Regions from separate parts of the Homo sapiens genome. Here regions 1, 3 and 4 are each linked to region 2. Evidence: chromatin contacts called from ENCODE Hi-C or POLR2A ChIA-PET data. All regions are on one chromosome and are shown on one strand. Each heading gives the region's core, a stretch centred on a gene start or an enhancer-like site at or near the end of the contact. The rest is flanking DNA. Distances are from core to core; before and after follow the strand shown. Region 1 holds the start of COQ2 (coenzyme Q2, polyprenyltransferase). Region 2 holds the start of G3BP2 (G3BP stress granule assembly factor 2). Region 3 holds the start of CENPC (centromere protein C). Region 4 holds the start of YTHDC1 (YTH N6-methyladenosine RNA binding protein C1).

What was found. Hi-C counts contacts between places; a loop is a spot of excess contacts on that map. ChIA-PET counts read pairs that join two places held with the same protein, here RNA polymerase II (POLR2A). Pooled maps may share reads with other maps.
Region 1: a loop to region 2 is called in a map of B cell, with 19 times the contacts of the local background. The contact joins the promoter of COQ2 here to the promoter of G3BP2 in region 2. A Hi-C loop is called at or near these places in 1 of 168 maps with a recorded cell type or tissue (B cell) and 4 of 50 pooled maps. POLR2A ChIA-PET finds 5 or more read pairs at or near these places in 1 of 52 experiments (CD4-positive, alpha-beta T cell).
Region 3: a loop to region 2 is called in a pooled map, with 6 times the contacts of the local background. The contact joins the promoter of CENPC here to the promoter of G3BP2 in region 2. A Hi-C loop is called at or near these places in 3 of 50 pooled maps.
Region 4: a loop to region 2 is called in a pooled map, with 11 times the contacts of the local background. The contact joins the promoter of YTHDC1 here to the promoter of G3BP2 in region 2. A Hi-C loop is called at or near these places in 5 of 50 pooled maps.

The regions. Positions count from the first base shown.
Region 1 is chr4:83,281,126-83,288,188 of GRCh38, reverse strand. COQ2 (coenzyme Q2, polyprenyltransferase) reads left to right here and starts at 3,391. Exons shown (of 7, transcript NM_001358921.2): 1 at 3,391-3,677. The coding sequence starts at 3,425. RefSeq lists enhancers at 3,259-3,553, 3,749-3,988 and a silencer at 3,359-3,688.
Region 2 is chr4:75,669,234-75,676,202 of GRCh38, reverse strand. G3BP2 (G3BP stress granule assembly factor 2) reads left to right here and starts at 2,792. Exons shown (of 12, transcript NM_203505.3): 1 at 2,792-2,995. RefSeq lists enhancers at 2-978, 979-1,956, 2,693-2,982, 3,263-3,502, 2,935-3,912.
Region 3 is chr4:67,543,734-67,550,896 of GRCh38, reverse strand. It overlaps CENPC (centromere protein C), which reads left to right and starts at 5,394. Exons shown (of 19, transcript NM_001812.4): 1 at 5,394-5,559; 2 at 6,702-6,748. The coding sequence starts at 5,542. RefSeq lists enhancers at 419-508, 5,072-5,622, 5,400-5,639 and a silencer at 5,110-5,249.
Region 4 is chr4:68,346,101-68,353,563 of GRCh38, reverse strand. YTHDC1 (YTH N6-methyladenosine RNA binding protein C1) reads left to right here and starts at 3,474. Exons shown (of 17, transcript NM_001031732.4): 1 at 3,474-3,838. The coding sequence starts at 3,811. RefSeq lists an enhancer at 3,526-4,105.

The sequences.
Region 1 (7,063 bases), core at 2,142-4,641, 7.6 Mb before region 2:
ACAGACTGGTCTTGAACTCCTGGGCTCAAGCAATCCTGCCTCAGCTTCCCAAAATGTTGAGATGACAAGTGTAAGCTACCAACCTGAGCTTCATAAGCCTCTTAACTAATATCCCTACTTATCTCACTGCTTGCCTACAGTTTACTCTCAACCCAGTATTGAGAGTAATTATTTAAAATATAAGTCAGTATGAGACAAGAACTATGAGAGGAAAATAAAATAAAATAGAAGTCAGGTCATGTCTCTGTTCTGTTCACAATCCTCCAATGGCTCCCTCTTATTTCACTTAGAGAAAAGCCAAAGTCCTTACCACGGTATGTAAGACCCCACACAACCTGGTCCCTAGTCCTCTCTGCTCTCATCCCTGATCTCTCTCCCTTTTGCTCACTCTACTCTATCCACACTGGCCTCCTTGCTCTTATTAAGAAAACACTTCAAGCTTGCTCCCATCTTAGGGCCCTTGCACTAGACATCCCTCTAAGAGTATCTAGTGATATTCTTCCCTCAGATCTCTCATAGCTACTCCCTTATCTCCTTCAAGTCTTTGAGAAAGTGAGATCAGGGCTGTCCTACCACCCCAATTACCATATTTAAGTATACATACAGCCTGTCCCTACTTTTCCCTGTTACTCTTCTTTTCTCCATACCACTTACCACCTTCGAACATACTGCAAAATCTATTTGATTACCTTTTTCAGTCCTTGTGATGTGGGGAGGGGTTGTCTTGTTTCCAAAGCCTTGTCAGTCATTGTAATTCATTCTTCTGGCCACCATAAAAAAGATGAGAGGTTTATTATTTGTTTTTTTGAGACAGGGTCTCACTCTGTCACCCAGGCTGGAGTGCAGTGGCATGACCATGGCTCACAAAGCCTCAACCTCGGGGGCTCAAGCAATCCTCCCACTTCAGCCTCCCAAGTAGCTGAGACCACAGGCATATGCCATTATTCTCAGCTAATTTTTGAATTTTTAGTAGAGATGAGGTCTCACTATGTTGCCTAGACTGGTCCTGAGTTCCTGGGCTCAAGCAATTCTCTCACCTGGGTCTCTCAAGTGTTGGGATCACAGGTGTGAGCCACAGTGCCTGGCCAGAATAATTTTTGACCAAATGTTTTGGCACTATGGCCTAGCCAAATTGACATGTAAAATTAACCATTTCAGTTCCTGTGGGTAATAGGTTTAAAACAAAATGAGTTCCTGCCCAATCCAAAATGAGGAATTGGCGTTGTGTACATGTACCCTAAAACTTAAAGTATAATAATAATAAAATTTTAAAAAAAAAGAAAGTCACTTCAAAAAAAACAAAAAACAAAATGAGGAATCGGAGCCTTACAGGCCCTTTTAGAGAAAGCCTAGTCCCTTCCTTTTCTGAAGAGTTTGCAGCAGTTAAATGGCTTTCCCAAGGGCATACTGTGCCTTGGCATTAGTCTAGAGGAGACTCCTGAAAGTTAGGGCTCTACTCTATGTGACTGTTCTCTTGTCCTACAAATTAGCAGAGTGACATGTGGGTACCCATCTCAGTTTCCTGTGCACTTTAATTGGACCAAATATCTTAGGATTGAATCACCTCTGGGCAGGGTCAGCATCATGGGTACATGTGCAGTCACCCAGGGCCTACGCTAAGAAGGACCTTGTACTTGGTTTAATGTCCTGCTGTTGCCATCTTGAAATTCTTAATATATTTTTTTAAACAAAGAGTTTGGACCTATATTGGAAAGTCATGGATGCAATACATGACTGATATTACACCCTTTTCAGGTTTGAGTCAGATCTAAATCATCTCCAATCTAACAACTAGGAGTGTTACTAAATTGCCTGCTGGCCTTTATTCTTTGCAGGCAGGAGAAAGGCTAGGTACCCCCTGCCTCATTGCACCAAAGTGGCCAGGCATCCAACTTGCTGTACTTGAGCCATGCAAGAAGTCACAGAATCATTGTACATGTTTTACAGAAAGGAGCCTAAAGACTAAGTCAACTTCCTAGAATATTAAAATCCAGATGAGTGACTTGCCTAGGGTTACTCAGTGAGAGGTTAAATGAGTTGATACATGTAAAGTGCCTGGCACACAGCGATATACAGAGTTGCTTATGAATAAGAGTACTGACCATCTGAGGCAGGAGGATCTCTTTAGCCCAGCTGTTCAAGACCAACCTGGGCAATATAGTGAGACCTCCTCTCTATGAAAAATTAAAAATTAGCCAGCCACGGTGGCTCGTGTCTGTGGTCCCAGATATTTAGAATGCTGAGATGGGAGGATCGATTGAGCCCAAGAGGTGGAGGCTGCAGTGAGCCATGATCCCTCCACTGGTCTCCAGCCTGGATGACAGAGCAAGACTCTGCTGACCAGACTTTTCAGCTTCAGGTTCTTAGCATCACACATGCTGGTTGTCTACTGATTACAAAAACTCCTTTGAAGGGCTGTCAAATTTAAAATTTTCACTTGTGTAATGAACATCCCTTAACCCTGAATGCGATTTTAATTTACAGTCTTGTATGTGGCCACTTGGTGCCCTTTTTTTTTTTTATGGCTAAACGTGTACGCAAATTCTTCTTTTGGATTCAGTAGGTTTTTCAAAGCTTTTTTTTTTTTTTCCTGGTACAACTGTTCCATATGAATAAACACTATCCTTTTCATTTTATGGAGAAAGCTGATAATAGGGTTAAATTATAGGGGGCCATTGTTTTGAACTAAGTTCCTGCACTAGGTCCCAACAGATCAGACTAAGAATCAAGAGTCACCCATGCTAAAGTTCCAAGTCACCAAACTAAAACTAAGTTGTATCTGACATTCTGAGAAGTCAGGAAAGAGAGACAACAGCCAATTTTCCAACCAGGCCATTTCAAAATGCAATCGTCATGACAATTAAGTTTCCTGTTTTAGTCCTTAACCTGGTGTAACCTAATGTTAACCAATCCGTTATTTCTCTGTTGTTGTTTCCCTGTCCCCGCCTCGCAATGAAAGTAATTTGAAGTGACCAATCCGCTTTTTGTTCTCTGCTTCTGCTTTCTTCAGCCCTTTTTCTGTCTATAAAGCCAACTTCCTCCGCTCGACTCTTTGGAACACTTATTCTATTTTACAGAATAAGGTGTTGCCCGATTCTATTTTTTGTTTGTTTCCTCAGAGACCCCGTTCTGAGTGTTGCCCGATAATGGAACCACAAAGTCAATCAAGATCGAGTTGTAAAAAATTACAACTAAATTTATTGTAATTTTTTTGCCTTTTGCCAATAGAAATCCCTTTTTCATTAAGTATTCCTCCCTAGAGTAAGCGACCACGATGACCCCAATTTCACAAGTAAGGATGAGGAAAGGTTCTGCCCACACCGCCGCCCAGCCTGGCAGACTAGGATTGCATCCTGCGGGTGCCACTGCGCATGCCTGCCGGGGAATGACGTCAATCCGAGCTCGTCCCGGCCTCACCAGCGCCATGCTGGGCTCGCGAGCCGCGGGGTTCGCGCGGGGCCTGCGGGCTGTGGCACTGGCGTGGCTGCCGGGCTGGCGGGGCCGCTCCTTCGCCCTGGCGCGTGCGGCAGGCGCGCCCCACGGTGGTGACTTGCAGCCCCCCGCCTGTCCCGAGCCGCGCGGGCGCCAGCTCAGTTTGTCCGCGGCGGCGGTGGTGGACTCTGCGCCCCGCCCCCTGCAGCCGTACTTGCGCCTCATGCGGTTGGACAAGCCCATTGGTGAGTGCGGGCGGGCGGGCAGCCCGGGAATTTGCAAGTAGCAGCCTCCGAGTCGGCTCCGCGGAGCTGTCCGCGGCGGCCGGCCGGGGCGTGATGGAAATGAGAACCTGAAAGCTTGGGCTTGGCTGCCGGGTGCCGTGCGCCCTGGGGCGAATCACCTCGGGACACTTTGAAATGAGAGCCTGAAAGCTTGAGCTTGGCTGCCGGCTGCCGTGCGCCCTGGGGCGAGTCACCTCAGGACACGCAGTCGGGACAGTCTCCTAAAGGACCCGCCAGTTTCACGTCTGTCTGCATCCTGAGCACCTGAAGCGGGCAAGATAATTCTCATTCCACAAACACTTGTTTAAATGGTGACTCAAGCGGAAGGTTCCGTTCTCGTGGCCCTCCTTCATTTATTAGAATGTTTGATCCTCCCCGCAATCTTGTAAGGCCCACAAAGACAATCCTTAAGACAGTTAAGACGCTGAGGAAACTAAGGCTCCTCGTCAGAGCCAGACCAGAAGAACTCTGTGTTTTGATGCTGAGTCGGAGCTCTTTTACCTGCATCACCCATAAGGCAAAGATTTAATTCATTTGAACGCAGCAGGGACAGCGCTTACGGACTGCCTGTCAGCTTACAATCGCCCCCGACAGAAAGATTTTCCTGACCTTCCTATCTTAATTAACACCTACCAACCTCACTTTCTATCGCTTTATCCGCAATTTTTCTTAATAGCACTCACCACTAACTAACCTTATGCGCTTGTTGATTGATTGGCTTCTCCAGTAGTGTTAAGTGAATTAATAAGTTCCTACTACGTTGTCCGGCCATAGAGATAGAAAAAGCTATGGAAACCCTTTGCTTTCAAGGAACTCTGGTCTAGTTGAAAAAGACTATTTGGTGAGCTAGGAAAATATGGATCAAATATGAGTGATACAAAAGCAAGTGCTACAGGAAAAAGAGAAATTACTGTGGATCCCTTGCTGGAAAGTTTCGAGAAGAAATTATACTCCAAAGGACAAGTTGATTTTGCAGAGGAGGGAAGAGATCTTAGTGCGGGAAGTACTTTTGCAAAGACCCAAGGGTGGAGTGTTAGAACACTAAGAATACGAGCCTGACCTGGAACACCAAGTGGGTGTGGAAAATGGGAAACGAGACTAGACAAGAACATATCTGAAGAAGCTGGATAGCGTGGAGGAAGAAGTGAAGGATGAACTCCAGCCAATCTAGATGATGACATTTGCCATTGCAGTGTATGGAGATGTAGTCAAAGGCCTAGGTACATTTACTCCACTTTTGCCCGTACAAGACCCGAATTAGGCCTTGCTTTTGGTATTCTAGATTTATGCACGACCTATTTGGGATTAGAGCACTAAGTTATAACAATCAGCTATCAAAGCATAAAAGCCTACTGAATGATAGGTACAGCCCTGCCATCATTGGGAAGCTGTGTATGACCCCCATGAGTTTTGGGGCCACATTCACGTTGAGAGGCATGCATTTCCAAGCCCAGTTCCAATCTGAAGCCTGGCTGTAATTCTGTTCTTGGAGTCTGTGGCATGGAGTGGCAGTGTAGCCTTATAGATGAACATCTGCCATTATTCCCATTTCCCCAGTTAAACCTCTGGCTTCTATCTTAGTGGCTGGACCTTCCGCCATGTAACAGAAGGCAACAAAGGGGTTATGAGCAAAACTTTGGAGCCAAACCTCTTGGATGTGAACCTCCACCCTGCTCATCTGAGGGACCTTGGATAAATTACTTCACCTCTCTGGGCATCCGTTTTTCATCTGTAAAATGAAGATACTATTAATGATAATATGGACGTTATGAGGTCACGAAAATTCATTAATATATGTTAAGTGCTTAGAACAGTGCCTGTCATAATATGTGCTGAAGAAATAGCCATTATTATCTTAGAAGTGGGGAATGGAGAAAATTGTACTTACAGATTGTGTATGTTTGGAAGATACCAGCCTGCATGGTTTGGTTCTAAATAAGGTGATCATTACAGGATTTTTCAGAAAACTAAATAGTACTATGTTAGAATTCGCTCAACAAATGTATTTTGAACCCCTACCATATGCCAGAAACAATAATTGACAGGAGTAGAATTCCAGGTTTGATAATTCTTTATTTAAATTCTTATTTTGTGGGATAATTATGTGTTCGTTGTTTTACTTTGTTGAAGTTATATCTTGTTACCTTCATTGATCAATAGTAGGTTTTCGTTGTTTTTGAGAAGGCAATACAGCTTCTTTCAAATGGGCTAAACTACCTTATTCCAGAAAGTGTCAGCAGGTGGCACTCTTTCCACCAAATTGGAAGTGTAATTTTTTGTTTTACCACGTTTATGGGTGATTATGTTGTCTTGAAGATCATCTGTTTTTGATCTGTCCATCACCCCTCAGAACTTGCTCATTTTATTTCATCTCCCATAGAGTTTTTCCCTTTTCTACAAAAACATTTCTTTTTGCAATCTACTTGTCTCTTGTCTTTGCTACCTCTGCGTCTTTCTTCACAGAAAAGTATGGGGAATGAAAGTGTCATATGGAAGACAAAAAAAAAAAAACATTGCTAGGAATCAGTAGGGACAAAAGAACAGGTGAAACTGAAGTGTATGGAGAGATTTAGGGAGTACAGAGTGACAGCATTGGACTTAGGACACAGACTGCAGCCAGACTGTCTGGGTTGGAATACCACCTTAGCCTTTTTTTACCTGTGTGGTCTTGGGCACAATTACTCCCTCTCTGCGTCAGTTTCTGTATTTGTAAAATGGTTGTAATAAAAATAGTGCCTATCGAATAGGCTTGTTGTGAGAGTCAAAAGTGTTCTGTGAAACCACCTGGTACAGTAAGTGCCATGTATCTGTTATTACGGTTGTCATAACATCATTAATATTGTCATCTCTTAACGACTCTGTGAGGTAGCTGTTCTCTTCCCTCATTTACAGATGAAACAAAGACTTAAGCCTTAAGATACTTTACTGTCTAGTGTCACTCAACTTACAAGTGGCAGACATAGAACTGAGAAGTCTTCTTACTTTCCCCTTCACTGTAGGAACCCTTGTCATCTGTAGGGGAGCTCTACAGATTCCTATCAGTAAGTGAATACGGTACTTTTAATACAGATTTTTGGCCAAGGAAGTTTTGTTCCTGACAGAAAACACTATAAGTGGTTACACGTCTTTCTGTCTAGAATTTTTTTCTTTTTAGTGGAACCTTCTGTTCTAATTGTACCAGGAAATAATAGCTGTGAAGTGGTATTCTCTCTTCTCTAGCCTAGGAGGATAGGATCAGCTACTCCTCTGTCCCTTGTGAACTATACTCATAGCTCCAGGGTAAAGAAAGTAGTTAAACCTACTGTGTTTTACTTAAACCACTCTGTTTATCTGTTTCCTCATCTGTA
Region 2 (6,969 bases), core at 1,543-4,042:
TTGAGAGGCAGGGAGATTAGTTAGGAGGCCACTGCAGTCTTCCTGGGAAGATGAAGGGGCCTGAACCTGGGCAGGGGCTATTTGTGTAGAGATATGTTTATGAGGTAAAAATCGCCAGTTAGAATAGGTTAGAGATATTTACTTAACATTGAAGATCGCTGAATCTTTTTTCCCATTAACTCCACTTATTGGTGTCTACTCAAGAGCAGGGTTACCTGAGGGCTGTTTCTGTGTAGCTCTAGAGCTAAACTAAAAATGTTTCTTAAATTTTTAAAGGATGCGAGAGAGAGAGGAATATGCAACAGAAACCATACGTGGCGCTCAAAACCAAAAATATTTACTATCTAATCCTTCCCTTATCAAACCGTTTGCCCACCTCTGCCCTAGATCAGTGGTGTTTGTTTTTTTTGAGACGGAGTTTTCACTGTTGTCACCCAGGCTGGAGTGCAATAGCGCGATCTCAGCTCACCGCAACCTCCGCCTCCCAGGTTCAAGCGATTCTCCTGCCTCAGCCTCCCGAGTAGCTGGGATTACAGGCATGCGCCACCACGCCCGGCTAATTTTGTATTTTTAGTAGAGACGAGGTTTCTCCATGTTGGTCAGGCTGGTCTCAAACTCCTGACCTCAGGTGATCCGCCCCCCTCGGCCTTCCAAAGTGCTGGGATTACAGTCGTGAGCTGCCGCGCCCGGCCTATATCAGTGGTTTTTAAAGTGTGGCTCCTAGAGCAGCAGTAGCACCATCAGCTGAGAACTTGTTAGAAGTGCAAATTCTCGGGCCTCTGTTGAATCAGAAACTTAGGGAGTGGGGCCCAACTATCTGTTTTAACAAGCCCTACAGGTGATTTCGGTGCACATTAAGGTCTGAGAACCACTGCTCTAGAGAAAGTTCTGCACCTCTGCAGGATACATGGTGAAGAATATTTATAATAGCATTGCACGGAAGAGCTCCAAACCGGAAACACTTGAAGGTTAGTCAGCAGTAGGGCAGATAAGTGAATTGCGGCAATTAGTACAATGGGAGTATTCTATAGTTTGCCTGAGGGTATGGACTGTGGAGGCAGATTGCCTGTGTTTGAATCCCAGCTCCAGTGAATAGTAGCAGTGTAGTCCTGGGTAAGTTACTTGACCTCTCCAAGCCTGTTTTCTCATCTATAAAATGGGCATAAAAATAGCAACTACTGGCCGGGTGCGGTGGCTCACGCCTGTAATCCCAACACTTTAGGAGGCCAAGGCGGGCGGATCACGAGGTCAGGTGTGTTCGAGACCAGCCTGGCCAACATAGTGAAACCTCGTCTCTACTAAAAATATAAAAATTAGTTGGGTGTGGTGGCATGCGCCTGTAGTCCCAGCTACTAGGGAGCCTGAGGCAGGAGAACCGCTTGAACCCGGGAGGCGGAGGTTGCAGTGAGCCAAGACCGTGCCATTGCACTCCAGCCTGGGCGACACAGAGAGACTCCATCTTAAAAAAAAAAAAAAAAAAAAAATATATATATATATATATATATATGTACATACATATAGCAACTAGCTCATAGGGTTACTGTGAGGCTCAGAAGGCTGTATAATTACAAGAATGCCTGGTATATAAGCCCAGTATATTAAAGGACAGCCGGCATGTAATGTATTTTGATGCTTTAAGGAAAAACATCAGGTTGATTTCATTAAAGTGATGGTCTGCCCAAATATTTTGCATATAACAGTATCTTTAAGCAGTCTAAAGGTAAAGATATTGTAGACTTTGGAGGCCCTAATGTTGGCATTGCCTCTGCCAATATTTAAGGTATTTGACGTATTGTCTTAACATGCCAAATACCTTAAAATTGCCCTTACAGGATTGCGAAGAAAACTGATGAGATGTACATGCTTGCGTCCACCATGTTTAGTTCGTAAGCATTCATTAATGTATTTTTTCCTTTCCGTTTCTTTGAACACTTCCTCAGTCCTTCATTCCAAAATTCCTGTGCTATCTCGGTATTCTCTGAAAACACTGCCAGACCTAAGATGCAAAGTGGCTTCCTTGACTACAAGATTTGGCTTGGCTTTGTCCATGAAACAAGGTCACCAGTGTCTCACCCTGGGGGCAAGTCTGGGCTTAGAGCTAGAACAGGACTGTAATCCTTGTATTTCAGGCCTTCTTTTAGCTTTAGTATGTAAAATGCTTTAGTATCTACTGATATTTAGCCATGCCTAAATTCGTAACAAGGACACAAAGAAATAGTCTTTTCCCCCTCTGTAAAGCCCACGTCATGTTCTTCCTTTACTGCAGGGCCTCTTAATGGGGCTTAAAACCTAGGATGGGTTAAGTAAACAATGTAGGTGAGTTTAGTGTGCAAACAGCTGAAATCACCGGCTGCATTTTAAGCTCGTCTACAGCAGCAACCTGCAGACACCTATTCAGAGAGATTACTAAATTCCCTCCTTCCCATTAATAAAAAGGACCAGAATATCAGTCTACAAAAGACACTGCGTTGCTGCGAACCAGCTCTCGCTTGCGCGATCAGGAAGAAGGGCGGCAAGGCTGGAGCCTCGGGACCGGAGAAAGGCAGCCTGCTTGTGACGTCAAATCAGCGGACTCTTATCTTGGCTTTAGGCCGGTTCCGGTTCCCCGGCTTTCCGGGCGCGAGCGTGTGCGAGCGCGGCAGCGTACTGCGCGTGCTCCGCAGAGGGACACGGGAAGGTTGGGTCCGGCTCTGGAGGAGATGCGTGATTGGCTGACGCTGTGCTCGGGGGTTCCCTGGCCCTTTCGGCAGGGGTAAAACAATAAGAGGGGGCGGTGGCAAAGGGGGCGGGACGTCCGTGGTCCTTGTCGCACGTCGCAGCGCCTGGCGCCCGGGAAGAGGTGGTTGTGAGGCAGACGAACTCGCGGCTCTCCGGCTTCCGAGGCTTCCGAGTTGTCGGAGGAAGGGGGCGGCGAGCAATAAGAACCCGCCGCACCCGGTCCTCAGCGACTCTTCTGACCTCCGCGCGACGTACCCGCCGCCGCCGTTGGCTGGAGGTGTGTACGGGCGCCGGGAGGGGAGGTCGGTGTGGTGGTCGGAAAGGGACATTCCATTCGCGCTCCGCGGCGCGAGGCAATCGTCCGGTGTGTGAGCCCGGGAGCCGGAGGTGTAGCGGCAGAGACATTGTTCTTGCCGGCTCCCTACGGTGCCGTGTGTGCGTGAGAGAAGACCAGTCTTTCCTCTAGGTGAGGGGTGGGAGGCCGCCTGGGAAGGGAGGTGACCCGCGAGCGTCTTGCGGGCAGAGGGCTCCGAGTGCACAGGTGGGGTTGAGGTTTATTGGGGATGAGGTGGCGAAGTGGGGGGGGAGGCACGCAGCAGCTCCCGAAGGCGCGCTGATGGAAGCTTAATACAGGAAGTGTGGGAGCAGGCTTTCTGGAGGGGATGTTTTAGGGTGGGTAGCCCACCGTTCCTGTTTCCGAATCGTTTTCGGCTCTTGTACCTTGTTCCTTCGGAGCGGAGAGGCCGTCGCCACCCCGCCCGTGGGGGGAGGGGAAAAGAGGTTGTGTCGACGGAGGCAGAAGCGACGCAGATGCGAAAGTGGCGGCCTCCGGGCACCATTTCTGTGCACGGAAACAGAATCCGGGTTTGAAGGCAGCCGCCGCTTCGCTTACCCAGTACCTAGTGTTCCGTCGTGTTTGACCAACCCCCCTCTCCCTGCCACCGCGGGTTTAATCCGAACGTGTTCGGATACTGGAACTGTAACGTGCGCCTTCTTCGTCCCCCTCTTATGCAGACGATCCCTTATTGACTCGGGAATGGCTTTTGGGGGATGGGTTCCCGCTTTTGTTGGGATGGGGGGACAGAAAGGAACAGAAGCTTCCCTAGATTGTGTTGATTTTGTTAGTGGAATCTGATAGAATTTTTCCTGCGTCTCTAAAAGCAGATTTCTTAAGATGGCCCTTTGCCGCTTTGGGGCGAATATAGATTTTCGTCTATAATTTCCTGCATAGATCAGCTTTTTTCCCCAAGACATACTTAATGTTCTAACGGATTTGGGGGGTGGGAGGAGAGTGCCTTTTCCTTCATAACAACAACAAAAAAAAGGCACTTGCACTTTTAGCTGGAATAGTAAAGTCCTGTTCTCCCTGTATGATTGTTGTGGGATATTAACTTGGATTAAGATACTGTGGTTTTAGGTTCAAGGCTCTGTACCTTGTTCTGGTCTTTCAAACGTTAGTGTTGCAGGTACCTGGATCTAGGAAACATTAACTGTCGTTAAGAGAGCCCCGGTGTACTAGAGTGGGAGATGATGGCAATTTTTCTCTAGCTCCATATTTGGCAGTTAATATAGCCTTAGGCATGTGAACCAAGTTTCTAAGTAAACTTTTGGCCCTGTTAGCATCCAGTGGTCTTTTTGATAATCCAAGATTCCTGGTCTTAGGAGATAAACGGTACGATGAGTTTGAACCTCAGGATTGAATTATCCTTTCTTTGGCAGTAACATTTTTCTTAAATGTTTAAGATTACTCTTATGGGCCTTTATGTTATGATTTAATCTTTACAAACTAATTCTGAAAAGCAGTCAAGGAATTGTAGGAATAATAAGGACCTAGAATGAATTTCTTACTAAGAGCTGTCATAGTTCAGATTGATATTCAGGGTCGAAATATTAGTAATAGTGAAAAAACATCAAGAGTGAACCAGAATGCTTGTGGGATGGATGGGGATAAAAATTAGAAGGTAAAGAAGAAAACACATTATTTGACCATTTCGTAGAGTAACTAACTTAACTGTTCAGTTAGCAGCTGAGCAGTTGATTTGTCAGCAGGCAACTCCTGGTTTGAAGAAAGTGTTGGCACTGTGTCTTTAGATTCTGAAAACTTCCCTCCTTATCCTGCAAAATTATCGCTGTTTATTACGCATAATTAGGATTGAACATTTTCCCCCTAGATTGCTTTAAAAAGACTTTCCACATATTTTGAGTGAATATGGAGACAGTGAATGACTCCTTTTCAATGTTGATTTTGAAAGGCACAAACTAAAGTGTTGCGTCTGAACTTAAATTCAGTAGAATTTAATGGACAAACATGACCTAGTTACTCTCCACTGGTAGACACTTGTTTTATATCCGATAGAATAAATTGGTCCACCCACCTTCAGGAAGGTCCTGGCCTACCTTCAGAAGCAATAGAATTAGTTTCTTGACTGTCGTGTTTCTGCTTACTTTTATCTGCTAATTTCCAAGTATTTTACCCTATCTTGAAACCATAGGTATATTGAAAATTATTCTTGGATTTTCTGTTGCTGTCCTGCTGTATTCCTTTGCTTTTCACTCTTCTCAACAGTTTCACATAAGCTAACAATTGCTTGTTTAAAATTAATTTTTTGTATTGTTGGAAGAGCTGGCTGCTCTTCCAAAGCGGTTGTTCCTAACCAAAGTGTAATGAAAACATCAGTTGAGTCAGGAGTCAGGAGACCTGATTTCAAATCCTCTTTCTTTTTACTGTAACTGAGGAACCCCAAACACCTTTCCTTAGGCTCTCTAAACATCCTTTTCTGTAAATGAAGATAATGCCCTATCTATTTTAAAGACAAAAGAAAATAGTAGGTTACTTGTTAAACTTTAAAACATAGTATAAATACATGCTTTATTTTTGTGGACAGCAAGCATTTCCATTTCTTACTGCTTGGTCACTTTTAATAGCTTCTGAATTTTAAAACTAGCCTCCCTCAACTTCTGAGAAGGACAGAAAACAAAAACACCTTTTGGAGCCTGAATAAGAGATTTAATCCATAACTTACTTTTATTATTTATTTGTACCACTATGATTCTTAGATCTTCTTTGTGAAGCTTTCATTCAATGGTGTACCACAAAAGATTGAAGGTCATTTCTTTAAAAAGGTATAGTGTTCCTTAGATTGTTTAAGTTACTTCAAACAAAAACCATCTGGAATTTCAGAAAGTTCCAGTATTAATATGCATTTAGCTGTTGGAAATGGATATAGTCCATGGTTCAATTAAAATAAATAAACCTGACTAGTTTGAGCCCAGCTATGAGTGAGGGACTCCAGAGGGGAAAGGGGTAAGTATCCTATAGTGGAGATAAGCTGTGTCTTAGCACCCACATAACCTTTGGTAACAGTATCTGGTAAAGAGAACTGCCTCCTATTACTAGAGGTCTTATTCTTTTTATAATAACTAATACCAAGTACTTACAACTCAGCTCACTGCAACCTCCGCCCCCGGGTTCAAGCGATTCTCCTGCTTCAGCCTCCTGAGTAGCTGGGATTACAGGCGCCCGCCACTGCACACGGCTAACTTTTTTGTGTTTTTAGTAGAGATGGGTTTTGCCATGTTGGTCAGGCTGGTCTCGAACTCCTGACCTCAGGTGATCCACCCATCTCGGCCTCCCGAAGTGCTAGAATTACAGGCGTGAGCCACTGCACCCGGCCTCTTTTTCCTTTTGTAGTTTCTGGTACATACATAGTAGCCATAAAATAAATGTTGAAATGAATTTATTTTGTATAACCCATTGACTCAGCTTGTGGATGGGAATGAATGAAGTAAGACAAAGGCGCAGAGAGTGAAATTGCAGAGAATAATATTAGGTGATTAAAATATTTGTATAGAATTTGATACAGGGATGAGAAAGTATAGTAGGAGATAAATTTGAAAGGTTGGTTATGACATTGAATGTCAGACTGGATTTCTGTGTAGGGCCTTAGATGCCAAACTGAATGCAGGTGTTTGGATTTTACTCAGTACAGTATATACTACACGTGATACAGGGGCTTGAAAGACTTTTGAAGAATAAAAGGTCTGAACAGTGGGAGTGAAAAGGAGGGCACAAATTCCACCTTCTGAATTGTAAGGATTTCACAGTTTAAGTGGCAAAGCTAAAGGGGAGAAAGTCACGACTGAGCTTTCAAGTTGAGAAGATTATGACACTTTTAACAGAAATAAGGAAATAGCTTTCTTTGGTGCATGCGTGTATTGGGACATATGTGGGTCATGTCTAGGTGTTCAGTA
Region 3 (7,163 bases), core at 4,145-6,644, 8.1 Mb after region 2:
AGTTACCATTTTGGTATTTTATTGTTTATGAGTTTCCATAGACACTTGAATTTACAAATATGTTATATATCCTATGCCACATATACTTAATTTAAAATGACCCAGGCTTAGCAAGTAGTATAACAATTCACCAAAAGATGCTCACACTGTATCATAACTTACAGCTGAGGAGGCAGGCACTGTTCAAACTATTCTTGATAGCTTTCTTTTTTTTTTTTTTTACAAAGAACTAAAGCATGTTTCCTGTCAGGAGCCAAAAATAAAAAAATAGAAAACAAAACTGAGAACTAAAGCACTTTAATGCTCAATGTTTCTAATGCTTTGAGTTACAATGTGCTATATAAGTATTAGTTTTACTATTTTTTCATTTCCCCATAAATTTATAACTGACAGCAAGAGACATGTTAATATTTTGATAATTTTTTTTTTTTTTTTTTTTTGAGGCTGAGTCTCGCTCTGTCTCCCAGGCTGCAGTACAGTGGCGTGATCTCGGCTCACTGCAGCCTCTCTCCCAGGTTCAAGCAATTCTCCTGCCTCAGCCTCCCGAGTAGCTGGGATTACAGGCGTACACCACCACTCCTGGCTAATTTTTGTATCTTTATTTTTATTGTTTTTGAGACGGAGTCTCGCTCTGTTGCCCAGGCTGGAGTGCAGTTGCACGATCTCGGCTCACTGCAAGCTCCGCCTCCCGGGTTCATGCCATTCTCCTGCCTCAGCCCCCCGAGTAGCTGGGACTACAGGCACCCGCCACCATGCTCGGCTAATTGTTTTGTATTTTTTAGTAGAGACAGGGTTTCACCATGTTAGCTAGGACGGTCTCGATCTCCTGACCTCGTGATCCGCCTGCCTCGGCCTCCCAAAGTGCTGGGATTACAGGCGTGAGCCACTGCGCCCAGCTAATTTTTGTATTTTTAGTAGAGACGGGGTTTTGCCACGTTGGCCAGGCTGATCTTGAACTCCTGACCTCAGGTGATCCGCCAGCCTCAGTCTCCCAAAGTGCTAGGATTACAGGCGTTAGCCACCGCCTCCAGCTGATAATTTTTTTTTAAAGGTCATGAAACAATCAGAATTTTTCCCAAGCAAAGATCGGTTTGCATGGTTTCAGCTTACAGGGTCTTTTTAAGGGTCCTGTACTACTTTGCAAAGCAATGACTGCCTGAAATTTAAAAACAGTATCCTACATTACTTGCCAATTTTCACTCAGGGTAATTTAAGTCCTCTCAAGAGTAAAATTACAATGCAGAACCATTTTATTAAGCTTTTGAAAATCTTAATGTGTTTTCAATGACAAAATTTCCTTTGTGTGAGTAGAAAATAAGTTGACTAGAAGTAAACTATCCTATCTTATAGGATGCAGAATGGAGATCTACAGAATAGTGTTATTTGTTGTGATCTTAAGAGAAACAATGTGTACATAATAGAATATAACTATAACTAATAAGCAATGGTTGACACAAAGGTAATTTAGGAAATGTAAAGATCAGTTAATTTATATAGCACTTTACAATTAATGACACATTGCAGACCTTAACAACTCATAGCGTGGTAAAACTATTTTGTAAACATTGCTGCCACCTACCTGTACATTGCAAGCACATTTTATTAACTTTTCCATTATGGTCTACATAGCATAGATAGCATTTCTATTGGAGGATAATTTTTTATCAGAAAAGGATACTTAAATGAATCTCCTTAACAGAGGGACCAACATTTGGCAGTAAGGAGTAAAAGAAAAAAAATTACATTATAAAAAAAAACCAAAATCATAAAACTAAGTCTATTTTATCTTAGCAAATATTGTTATAATTGTGACTATGCTATACTTTTTAGAAGAAATTCATTTTTCATGTGTAATTTTTCTGACAAAATTATATGATAGTCATTTGCTAATATTTTCACTTTTGACTTTTGCAGAATAAATAATAAATGTTTTTGCAAAAGTTTTTAGAACTTAAGCAATTTTATTAAGTTCAAGTTTCCCCATCATTTTTCTATGAAATATTTCAAACATACAGAGAAACTGAAAGAGTATTGTTAATAAACACACCAATGAACTAGATTCAATAATTGTTAATATTTTGCCGTATGTATTTAACTATCTCAATCTCTTTATGATTAACAATTTCAAAGTACTTACAAATATCACAAGACATTTTACCTCTAAATACTTTGATATGCATATCCTAAGAGTAAGGACAAATTACATAGACATAATCACATTATAATACCTAAGAAAACTTTACAATTCTCTAATATCATCTGAAAATTAATTTTTTCATTTTCACTTATTGCTTAATGCTCTTTACAGTTACTTTGTTTTGAACTAGACTCTAATCAAAGTTTACACATTGCATTTGGTTTTCATACAGTGCCTTTGAGTCTCTCTCATTTTCTCTTTCTCTCTTTTATCATCGCTCTCACAGATTTACTGAGGTATAATTTACTGTAAAAGTCACTATTTTGGCCAGGTGTGGTGGCTCATGCCTGTAACCCAGCAATTCGGGAGGCAGAAGCCAGAGGATCACTTGAGCCCAAGAGTTCAGGACCAGCTTGGGCAACATAGGAAGATCCCATCTCTACAAAAAATTAAAAAAAAAAAAATTAGCAGGGTGTGGTGGTGCATGCCTGTGGTCCCAGATATTCACGAGGCTGAGGCAGGAGAATCATTTTAGCCCAGCAGGTAGAGGCTGCAGTGGGCCTTGATTGTGCCACTGCACTCCAGCCTGGGCAACCAAGCAAGACCTTTCTCAAAAAAAAAAAGGTCGCCTTTTTCAGGGGCACAGTTCTAACTAGGAATTTTGACAAATAGATATAGCCATGTAACTACCATCGTAATCAAGACATAGAATATTTTCAGCACCGCAAAAAGTTCCCTCTTATTCCTTTACAGTCTTTTTTCCCCCACCCTCCTCAACCCCTGGTAACCAGCGATTTGATTTCTTTTCATACAGTCATTGATGTCCAGCTTCTTTCACTTAGTACAGTGCTTTCAAGATTCATCCATATTGTATATCAGTAGTTTGCTTTTATTGCTGAAGAGTATTGCACTGCATTGAGGTACATTTGTTTATCCACTCACCAGGACAGATGCACATGTTAAGCTGTGGGGTGGGAATGAATACAGACTAATTTTTAAGTGTTAGTTCAGTTGTGAATATTTTTGTGCTAACACTTAATGGAAGACACTTTGGTAGTAAATACCCATACCATAGTTATTTGATGGAAATCAAAGATCTAAAACAAAATATTCTTTGAAATAGTTTCAAGATTTACAAATTTTAAATTATGTACCTAAAACCATAAGTAACGAAAAGTTTTTTTTACTTCTCTTTCAAGCCAAATTTCTGGATACTTTATGTTCCCATATACACATCTAATTATGTATATGTTAATACTTCCATATACTGATATGTAAATACACACATGCACACACACCCCTTAACTAGGTAAGTAGTTGTGAAAGAAAACTTCAAGATTGTCCTAGCAGTTCATAAGAAGTAATCTTTGATGTATTTTGGGGGGAGATTTATAACGACAAACTTGGGTTTTTAAATAAATATTACTCCCCCCATTAATTAGCAATCCTATTTTAGGATACTAAAACCATGGTGGGCTATTAAGTACTACAACAAGTACATATGGAAGTAAAACGTTTCTCTGGAAACTGTGGAGTCTCCACAACTGTTTTTATAAGAGTACTGCTCTATTTTCTTTAGAACAGTTAATCCTCAACGCCCTCTGTGGCCTGCTTTCTGCAGCAGCACAAGCCATTGCATTCCAAATTTCTCAAAATAAGTGTGGGACTTAGTTTCCAGTGGAAGCAGGAGGATATAATTTTACATGTGGGACTTTACATCTATAATCGTGCTTGCTAAAATTTCTTACCCAGAGGCAAAGAGTGTAGTGATTAAGAGCTCAGTTGTGGAGTGAGAATTCTTGGGATAATAACCCATCCTACCATTTAGTGGTGATGTGATCTTGGGTAAGACACTTAGCTCTCTGTGTTTCAGTGCCCTTGTTTATAAAACAGGAATATTAATTGTTCTCTTCAATGCATGCAAAGCATTTCAGAACTGGGCATAGAGTATGCAGTCAATAAATGTTAGTGTTTATCATTATCTATTCCAAATGTGACAGCACCAAATTATAAGTTGGACTGATTGGCAAAACTGCCAAACATAGTAAAAAACTCTCCATAATGATTCCAATAGCTTTATTATTGAATTCTTACTATGTTCCAAACATTGTGCTTAGATCTTAACAGGAATTATTCAATTACAACATCTCAACCACTTTAATAGTATTCTCATTTTGCAGACAAGAGAATTAAGGAACAGATAACTTAGTTGCCCATAATGGCAGAATTAATGGAATGGAGTGCAATCCAGGCCTAATTTCAGTCAGAGATCATAGTTCCTTTTTTTCTATCAAAAAAATAAATAAAATAAAAAAATTGGCCTTCATAGTTGACAGCATTTGTTAAAGCACTACATGTTTTAAAAATCTATTAGCTCAACTCCTGATTAATGTATTTATTCAATTAGTAAACTATTTTCTGATTAGAATTTTCTTGTAATTTTAAATTAAATAATAAAATAAGATACAGCTTCATAGAATCATACACTGGTCAGGTGAGAAGTCTTCAGAGCGTCTAATTTAGACTTCCATTCTATCACTATGGAAACACCCAGAATGGTGCCGCAATTTTGCCCTCCATAACATAGCTAGTCAATGGCTGGCAGGTTTCAGGATTCTGTATAGAATTCTTTTCAGTGCATCATACTTAAATGATAGATATTTACGTGGGTCATTTGTTGGCAATGCATCATAAAAATATCGCCCACATACTTGAAAAAGAATACAAGCCATCATCACCATTATTATACATAATTATTCAATTATTTTCAGAGATGATGGTTAGATGGGCTGGGCGTGGCTGACGAATCTGCATTAGAAAAATCTCTTCAAAAAAAGATTCTATTAAAAAAAAAGTCGTCTGCAATTTCTACCTCTCATCCTTCCAAGTATTACTTATTATTCCTTAATAGAACTGTTGAGAAGTTTTACATTGGGCACAAGGAGCGGTTCCCAGGATCGTGCCTTCCTAATAAAAGCCCAGTCTCGCGCCTGTCCCGGGCGCGGCGCTGAGGAAGGGAGGTGGGAAGAGCAGAGCGGCTAGAGGTAGGGCGGGCGGGTGGGTCTGCAGGCTGGAGGGCCGTTGGCCTGGAGCATGAAGGGGCGAGCCCACTAACGGCTTGCTTCCTATTGGACGGCGCGGCCCGTTTTGCGCATGTGTCTCCGGGTTCAAACCCAGGCACAGGCCAAGCGTTCTTGTTTGTTGAGGGCGGAGCCAATGGCGGGGGAGTGTTGTTAGCGCGCGCCTTCCGGATCGCAGCTCTCGCGGCAGTCGCCTGAGACTTAAGGTTATTGCTTGGCCGCGGCCTGGTATTCCGGCGATTCGTTTCTTGCTCGGCTTCCTGGAGCTGTGGTCCGTGTGGGCTTCCACCTCAGACAGTTGCGCTGGCTCAGCGGGGCCGGAACATGGCTGCGTCCGGTCTGGTAAGTGCAGGCCCCCCGCTCCAGGCGAGTGGTTGAGCGGCTGGCTGGGGCACGGGCGCCCGAGGCTGGGGAGAAGGAAATGCTAGGCTGAGGCTGTGATCTCTGAGGGATTTCAGTGGGAAAGCCGCAGGAATTTTTGAAATCAAGTGTGATCGTGTGTCGATAACCAGAGTTAATTTACTGTACTTTTATTATTTCTTAAGTTTTCATGTCGTCATTTCGTCTGTGCCTACGTCTTACTCTTGAGAGGTGCTTGTGATTTCTGCTGGGTTTTTTTTTGTTTTTGTTTTTGAGACGGGGTCTTGCTCTGTCCCCCAGGCTGGAGTGCAGTGGCGCGATCTTGGCTTCTGCTTTTTAGTCTAGCTCCAGTTCCTAGGCCTCCAAATAACTTTTCTCCCCATGGTAGAAGTATTGAAACGCCTTAAAAGTGTGTCTTTGCGTCACACTTGGTAGTTGGGAGAAACAGATTATGTAACAAGTACGTCTCGAAATAATTTGACGTTTTCAGTTCTTCTGTCAAAATGGTGGCCTTTTATGCAGTTCTTGAGGCTGATTTATGGAGCATATGTTATTGACAAACTCTTCTGAAAGACAGCTATCAGTTAAAAGGTACAAGCTGTGAATGACTAATGGGGGCGACAACTCATTTTGTTTACATATTTCTGGACTTCTTTGGTGTTCACTATTCTATATTTCATACTTTGGTTATGGTTACTATATAAAAATCCGTATCATTTCTTTTCTAATTTATCTCCCCTTCTAAGAAAATCTTCAGCTTCGATGATCTCCCATTATGTGACGTTATACATATAAACATAAAGAGTTGTATGAAAGAATAATATAATCTATACTTTTTACTATGAGCACATATATTGTTTACATTATATATAATCAGAAGAAAGCAATAAAGCCATTCTCACTGTGGGGAGAGAAGCGGAATAAAGCTTACCAGATGCCTGCAGTTCAGTTTTTAAATGCCTGTCATAACCTATGTTATGTCATAACATAACCTCAAAATTGTTTTGAGCCCTTAGGAGATGTTTGGTGTATAGCATGCCCATACTGGATGAAGTTACTTTGAAAATAAATTTTACTCGACTCTATCTTAAAGAAACCAAATTGATGATTTACTTTTCTTTCAGGATCATCTCAAAAATGGCTACAGAAGAAGATTTTGTCGACCTTCCAGGTGATTTACGTACTTAAGCTTTTAAGATTATTTTTATTCTCATCGTTAATAGATTTTTAAATGAAGAAAGGAAAAACTATCACCTCTGACTAATATAATGATTTCTGTGCCCACTGATTAAGGGTAGTCATCTTATACTAACGGGAATGTTAATGCAAGCAGTGCAATGACTTTGTGGCTGTGAAAAAAGAAATTCACCTGATAAAATAGTGGAACCAGGAAGAGGGAGTCTCAGTTCTGACTAAGTGACTGCCATGGGAAAAGCATTTTGTAGAATGAATCAAATGGTAAAATTAGAAAGATGTAGCTTATTCAGTGGGGCAAAAAGAAAAATAGTACATGCTGTCGTGCATTTGTTGAGTGCTTGTTTGGGTTGTTTTGGTTCTTCTTTTAGTTGTAAAACCTGTAAAAAGTA
Region 4 (7,463 bases), core at 2,225-4,724, 7.3 Mb after region 2:
TACACCATAGCAGGAATGTAAAACGGTGCAGCGACTATATAAAAAAAAAAAAGAGTATGGAAGTTCCTCAAATATAGAACTACCATATGATCCAGCAATTCTATTTCTGTGTATATATCCAAAACAATTGAAATCAGGCTCTCAAAAGAGATATCTGTACTTCCATGTTCATTGTTATATTTTTACAATTATATTGTGATGATCCCTGAGGTCTGAAGAGGATTTTTGGCTGCAAGTTTTTAGTTCAGCATCTTTACCCAGAAAGTTATTTCCACCCATAGCTAGGCCAAAAATCTGAGTCACTCAATACTACATTTTCTGGTTAAGTTCACCAACAATAATTGTTAGAACAATCCATCTTTCCTGAACTACAGAAACAATAAAAATAACAATAGCTCCAGCTTATTGATCACTTAACTGCCTTTAAAAAAATCATTTGAAACATTATAGCAATCCTTTGGAAATTATTTCTAAATTCCCATTTATTAAGATACTAAAGATTAGAAGTTAATTTCTCTAAGGTCTCATGCTATTGAGAGACAGAGCTGGAATTTGTACCCACGTCATTATGACTGCAAAGCTTACTCTCTTAATCACTACACAATAGCTTCAGACCAATGTTCAACATACCTAGAGTTCATCCTTTATAACCTCAACAACTTTTCCTATTTACTAACATGACTGAATTAAAAACCGCATTTTTTTACAGCTGTGCTCTTAGTTTAACATAAACTTACTTCATTTTATTTTTTGAGACAGGGTCCAGCTCTGTTGCCCAGGCTGGAGTGCAGAGGCGTAATCATGTCTCACTGCAGCCTTGACCTCGCCGGCTCAAGCAATCCTCCCACTTTGGCCCCCAGAGAAGTTGGGACTACAGGTGTGCACCACCATGACCAGCTATTTTTTATTTTATTTTCTGCAGAGATGTGGTTTCGCCAGGTTGCCCAAGCTGGTCTTAAAACTCCTGAGCCCAAGTGATCCACCTGCCTTGGCCTCCCAAAGGGCTGGAATTACAGGCATGTGCCACTGCAGCTGGCCCCATAAACTTATTTTAATAACAAAGATGCAAATATGGAATTCTATTTACATTAAAAATTACTCCTTAGTTCTAATAGGACAAATGTAGAATCAGGGAAAATGGCATTTTGATATCTTCTAAATTACTTGGCTGTTTTCTTATGCTCTTCTTTACAAAAAATTATTAAAGGAAACTCAAATATGCAAAAAAGTAGAGAAGAGAGTATAATATTAACTAATGTATGTGGAAATCAAAAGGTATCTGAGGCAGGTCTCAATCAATTTAGAAAGTTTATTTTGCCAAGGTTAAGAAAGAGCCCATGACAGCCTCAAGCTGTCCTGATGACATGTGCCCAAGGTGGTCGTGCACAGCTTCATTTTATACATTTTAGGGATACATGAGACATCAATCACCAGCTTGACTTCTTCCTTTGGCTTAGTGATGTTGGGGAGATTTTCCTTTCACATATGTATCGCCCAGCTTCAACAATTGTTAACTCATGGGTAGACTTGTTTAATCTATTCTCCTACCCATTTCGCTACACCTGCCACCAGTTTGATAAATCCCAGATACCATATAATTTCATTTGCAAATATTTATTACTATTCTTATTATTATTTTGAGACAGAGTCTAGCTCTGTTGTCCTGGTTGGGGTGAAAGTGGCACAATCTCAGCTCACTGCAACCTCCGCCTCCCGGGTTCAAGCAATTCTGCCTTAGCCTCCCGAGTAGCTGGGACTACAGGCGCATGCCATCATGCCTGGCTAATTTTTGTATTTTTAGCAGAGACGGGGTTTCACCATATTGGTCAGGCTGGTCTCAAACTCCTGACCACAGGTGATCCGCCCGCCTGGGCCTCCCGAAGTGCTGGGATTACAGGTATGAGCCACTGCATCTGGCCTGCAAATATTTTCATATGAATCATGAAATTATAAGAAATTCTTTAAAAAGCAAAACTTATTAAAACTAAAAATACAAATAGCAATTCCTCAGGATCATCAGATATTATTTAATGTGTGTGTGTGTGTGTGTTTGTGGCGTGTGCGTGTTCGTATATTCAAATTAGTGTTCAATTAAGGTCCTAGAAATGGGGCCACTCCTGGTGGCTTCACACCTGTAATCCCGCACTTTGGGAGGCCGAGGTGGGAGGATTGCTGGAGCCCAGGATTTAGACACTAGCCTGGGCAAGATGGCTAGGTGTTAGCCATCTTGCGGAGATGGTATATCTCCACAAAAAATGCAAAAAATGTGTCGGATGTGGTGGAGCATGCCTGTAGTTCCAGCTACCTGGGAGGTTAAGGTGGGAGGATCACTTGAGCCCAAGGTTGCAGTGAGCCATGATCACACCACTGCACTCCAGCCTGTGTCACAGTGAGACCACGTCTCAAAAAAAAAGAGGTACCACATTCTAGACTTCTAGACTACTTGTCTTTCCCTGAATATGCAGTTAGTTTGCCAGTTTGTCTTCATATCACGAAGTTACTTAGTTACCTTTTTCAGATTTTTCTTTCCCTTATAACTCAGTTATAGTTCAAGGAAGCAAAATTAGATTGTTTCCGTTGGACAATGAATCTTAAGCAAGTTTCTCTTGCAGATTTTACCACACTATGTAGTTATGTATCTACTGGTCATTTATTCTGTAGTTTCGATTCCTCGATGGTCTGCTTAAATCAATTTTGTGCCCCAGGGCCTTGATAACATGTTTAAATTAGTTATTAATTACAAAGACCTATTATGATACAATTCTTTCCCCAATTAAAAACAAAACTAGGCCGGGCGTGGTAGCTCACGCCTGTAATCCCAGCACTTCATCCTGGCCAACATGGTGAAATCCCGTCTCTACTAAAAATAAAAAAATTAACTGGGCGTGGTGGCGGGCGCCTGTAGTCCCAGCTACTCAGGAGGCAGAGCCAGGAGAATCGCTTGAACCTGGGAGGCGGAGGTTGCGGTGAGCCGAGATCGCGCTGCTGCACTCCAACCTAGCGACAGAGCGAGACTCCGTCTCAAAACAAACAAAAACTAGCAGGCTTTTGTGACTACAAACAAGCTGGTTGCATGCTGCACTGCCTTTGGGTAAGAGTGGAACTCCAACTAAGAAAGTACATCTGGTAAACATAAGGGATTCACCCAGACTTGTCCTAAATAAGACTCCGATTACCCGAACTGAATCAGGAGTCCTTTAGAGCGACTCTAGCTAAGAAGGCCTGTTAGGCCCTGCACTAAGAGTTTCAGGTGGGAAAATTGCGCCATCCAGTTATAGGCCGTACAGCGGGAACTCCATGAACAACCTGGGTAACCTAATCCCTGAATAAGACTCCTTCCAGGTACCAGTGGGCTGAGGGCGGCAGGGCGACGCGCTGACGTCACGTCACGTTCCTTTGCACGTCCCCGCCTCCCCGCCCCTCTCCGCACTGTGACGTTCCCAGAGAGGAACGAAGCGTAAACAGCGCAGGGCATTTCGGGAGCGGGATTGTTTCGCGCAGGAAGCAGGCTCCATTTTAGCGCCGCCCGCCGTCGCCATCTGTTTCCCTTCCCTCCCCCATACCTAGCCCGAGTCTGAGCCCTAACGAGAAGGCTGGGCCTAGGCCGCTGGATGCTGGAGTGAAAGGAAGGGAGAAAGGGAAAAAGCGGGAAGAGTCGAGAAGGCTGAGTGTTAAGAGGCCAAGTGCGACGCGCGTATCCGGGCAGACGGACTGACGGACGGGCCCGTGCTTCTGCCGCGGCTGCGGCGCCCGCGCGAGTCGCGTCTAAGCGGCGGCGGCGGTGGCAGCGGCGGAAACCGAAGGGGAGCCATGGCGGCTGACAGTCGGGAGGAGAAAGGTTAGTGCGGAGAAAGATGACGGGCCGAGGCGAGGCTGGGGCCCGGGAGTGGGGTGATGGAGCAGTGGTCGTCGTTGGGGGTGGGGGGTGGGGGTTGGGGAGGTTAGCTGGCCTCGCGAGGAGCCGGTGGCCCCCACCGAGACACTTAGACTCTGGCGGAGACCAGGCCTGCCCTTTCGTCCTCAGTCTCCATATGGCCTAGCACTTCATCTCAGTAGGGTTTTTCTTTGATGCGGATTTCACGCTTGACTTTCCGTTTAGCTGTCTTGGGCTGAGAGGGGCCCTTTCTGAGTTGCAAGCTCCTAGGTTTATTTCCTGGTAGGATCATGCGGATGTAACGCGTATTTTCAGGACAACCATTTCTGTTAGGCTAAAATTTGAAAACCCCTAATGCCGCGATCAACACTGGTGGTGTGGTAAGTGAGCAAGTTTAGGAAGTGGCACTGGCAGGTTATTAATCTTGAGAAATATCTGCAAATAACTTCTGGCTGTTCCTGTTAAATAGGCAAAGTGAATTACCCGTTTTGTTCCTCGAATACTTATTTTGGAAAAACATAGTACTTGGAAAAAGGAATACTTAGTTTGGAAAGATGACTGTGTGACTTAGGCTGGCAAAGAAATCCTGGGTGCTATTATGTTAGAAAAACCGTGTGTAGCTCCCAGAGGGTACAGTCAGAAACAAATGAATGCAAGTTACAGAGAGTTGGAGGGATAAATTTCAGTGAAATGTAGAGAGAACTGACGTTGCTGTAATGGAAAGATAGTAATACTAAGTTCCCAAGCCCTAGAGATATTAATGTAGGTCCTAGATCAGTGTCTCTCTGGAGAGTGGTCTAGATTAAATGCTGCTTTAAGATCTTTTTCAACCCTAAGATTAACATAATAGTCTTGGAAAGATTATAGTTAAAAATATGACACGGTCGCTGCTCTGTGTCTCACACATCTCTTCTGTGTGCCTAATTGATTTGGGGTTTTTTTGTCGGGGGTTGTTAAGTGGGCTCTAGAGTCAAGTTACATTAGGCGTGTAATCCTTTTTTCTTAATTTTTCTGGTTTCTGCATCAGGAGAGTCTTCATGCTTCAATGAACTGCCCTAGGTTAGGGACAAGCTGGGAAAGTGGAATGGGTGGGAATACTTTTAAGATACTGCCCTTATCCTAAAGTAGTTCTTTGATTAGGTTATAGCAGTTTAATGTTCCATCCTTAAACTAAATGCTAAAAAATCTCCCTGGGCCTTTTTTTTTTTTTTTTTTGAGAAATCCAGAAGTAATGGGAACATAGGATTGTATGGTGTTAGTGAGTAAAGGAAAATGCTTTTAATTAGTTAACTCAGTTATTAAAATACATGATCTTAATTAGTAAGTATTCAGCAAACATCTGATTGTCTTTCTAATTTATGAACTGTGGATATGGGAGTCTGTAGTGGTTGTGGTGGGCGAAATGAACCAAACACAAAAATGAGTAAAATTCAGTACTTCTCAAGAATTCGTTGTCTAAGATGAAAATATTTACAAGTCGTTAATAGAGTAGACGCAGTAATGCACATTGAAGAAGAAAAGTAGATGATTTTAAAAGTTTTGCTTTAGAAATGATTTAGTGATGATAATGCAGTCCAAATACATAAACTGTGTAGCTATTACTGGGAAGTAGTGATATCACCTGTTGTCTATACATAGGATACATTTCCCCACTTTTGAAAAGGTTCTTTGCCTCACATTTGCTTAGTTTTTTTTATTTAATTTTCATAACTTTATTTAAAAACTTGATGTAAGTGCTTTATCTTTATAGTTTAGAACAAAGATTGTTTCTGGACTACACGGAGAACTAGCACTTACCTACTGGAATTGTTTATTTCGTTTTGGGAGAGTTCTAGGTAACCTACAGGTTGTATCATTTACTTGATGATCATCATCACACACTTAGCTTTATAGTTAGAATCAATACTTAGGTCTTCCTCTCTTAAGGAAAAGTGGGACTCTTAAGCGCTTTATTGTCTTACATGAAACAGGAAATTATAAGGATAAACCCTCTAAAAATCTCAGTCATGTCACAAACGTTAAGTTCTTTCTCAAATGATTCCATAAATGGTTTAAGATCTTGATAGCAAATGAGTCTATAAGTTGCAGAAATTGGCAATTATATTAATCACAGAACAGTAAAGACCCTTGTTCATAGAGTTCTTGATGGGGTTTTGCACTTATCTGGGTAATAAAGACATGAATTTCTATAATCTATAACAATGCTTCAATAATACTCATACCTAGAAGCTGCAGCCCATATAAGTGGACAGATTGCTAGCTCCCTGTGATTCCTGTGGTGATAATTTGCCCAAGAAACTGGATTTGAAAGGTGTTGCAATGTTGGTGTTAACTAATATTAAATGCCATTTTTCTATATAAGGAGGAAATATGCATCTTTTCTATTATTGCAAACACCTTGTATAAATTGTATTAATCTTTTACAAAGTTCTCTACAAAGAACAGTTACAAAAGTTTAATCTATCCAAAATGTGTATGAGTAATGTGTAATGAGTTACTGTGTTAAAAATAACGTGTTTTCTAGATTACCAGACTAGAAGCTCCCTGAGTGCCCGGAGTACATCTGTCTTGTTCACTGGGTTCTTTGTATACAGTAATTGTGTTTCAGTACCTTGAGTATTTACCAGGTTGGACTTCATTGACTGACTGGTTAAATGACATGTGCAGTATGATAACGAAAGCTAAGAGTTTCTCAGTTTAAGTTATACAACAGTTCTCCCCTGACCCCCAACCTCTACCAGCCTTATTTTCCTGGTAAATACGTTCTAAGATCCACAGTGGATACCTGAAACAATGGATATTACTATATCCTATCTATACTATGTTTTTTTCTATATGTATATACCTATGATGAAGTTTAATTTATAAGTCAGGGACTGTAAGAGATCAACCACAACAATAATAAAGTAGAACAGTCATTACAGTATGCCATCATCACTACTCTTGTGCTTTGGGGCTATTATTAAGTAAAATAAGAGTTACTTTGAACACTGACACTGCCATATGTGGACAGTTGATCTACTACCCGAGACAGTTACTAAATGACTAATGGCAGGTAACATATGCAATGCAAATATTTGTTGACCAAAGGGATGATTCATTTTCCAGGCAGGACAGAGTGGGACAGTGCGTAATTTCATCACACTACTTAGCGCACAATTTAAAACTTATGAATTATTTCTGGAATTCTCCATTTTTATATCTTTGGACAGTGATTGACTCAGTTGACTGGGGGTAACAAACCCTCAAAAGCAAAACCTTGGATAAGTGAGGGACTACTGTATATATACACACAGTTGTTTTCAGACGGCTTCTGTCGCCTAGGCTGGAGTGCAGTGGAGCAGTCACGGCTCACTGCATCCCCAACCTCCCAAGGGCTCCCTAGTAGCTGGGACTACAGGTGTGTGCCACCATGCCCAGCTAATTTTTTATTTTTAGTAGAGACGAGGTCTTCCTATGTTGCCCAGGATTGTCTTGAACTCCCGGGCTTAAGCAGTCTGCCTGCCTTAGCCTCCCAAAGTGCTGGAATTACAGGTGTGAGCCACCGTGCCCAGCCGTTATACAGACGGTTACATGCAGGTGTGTGTGT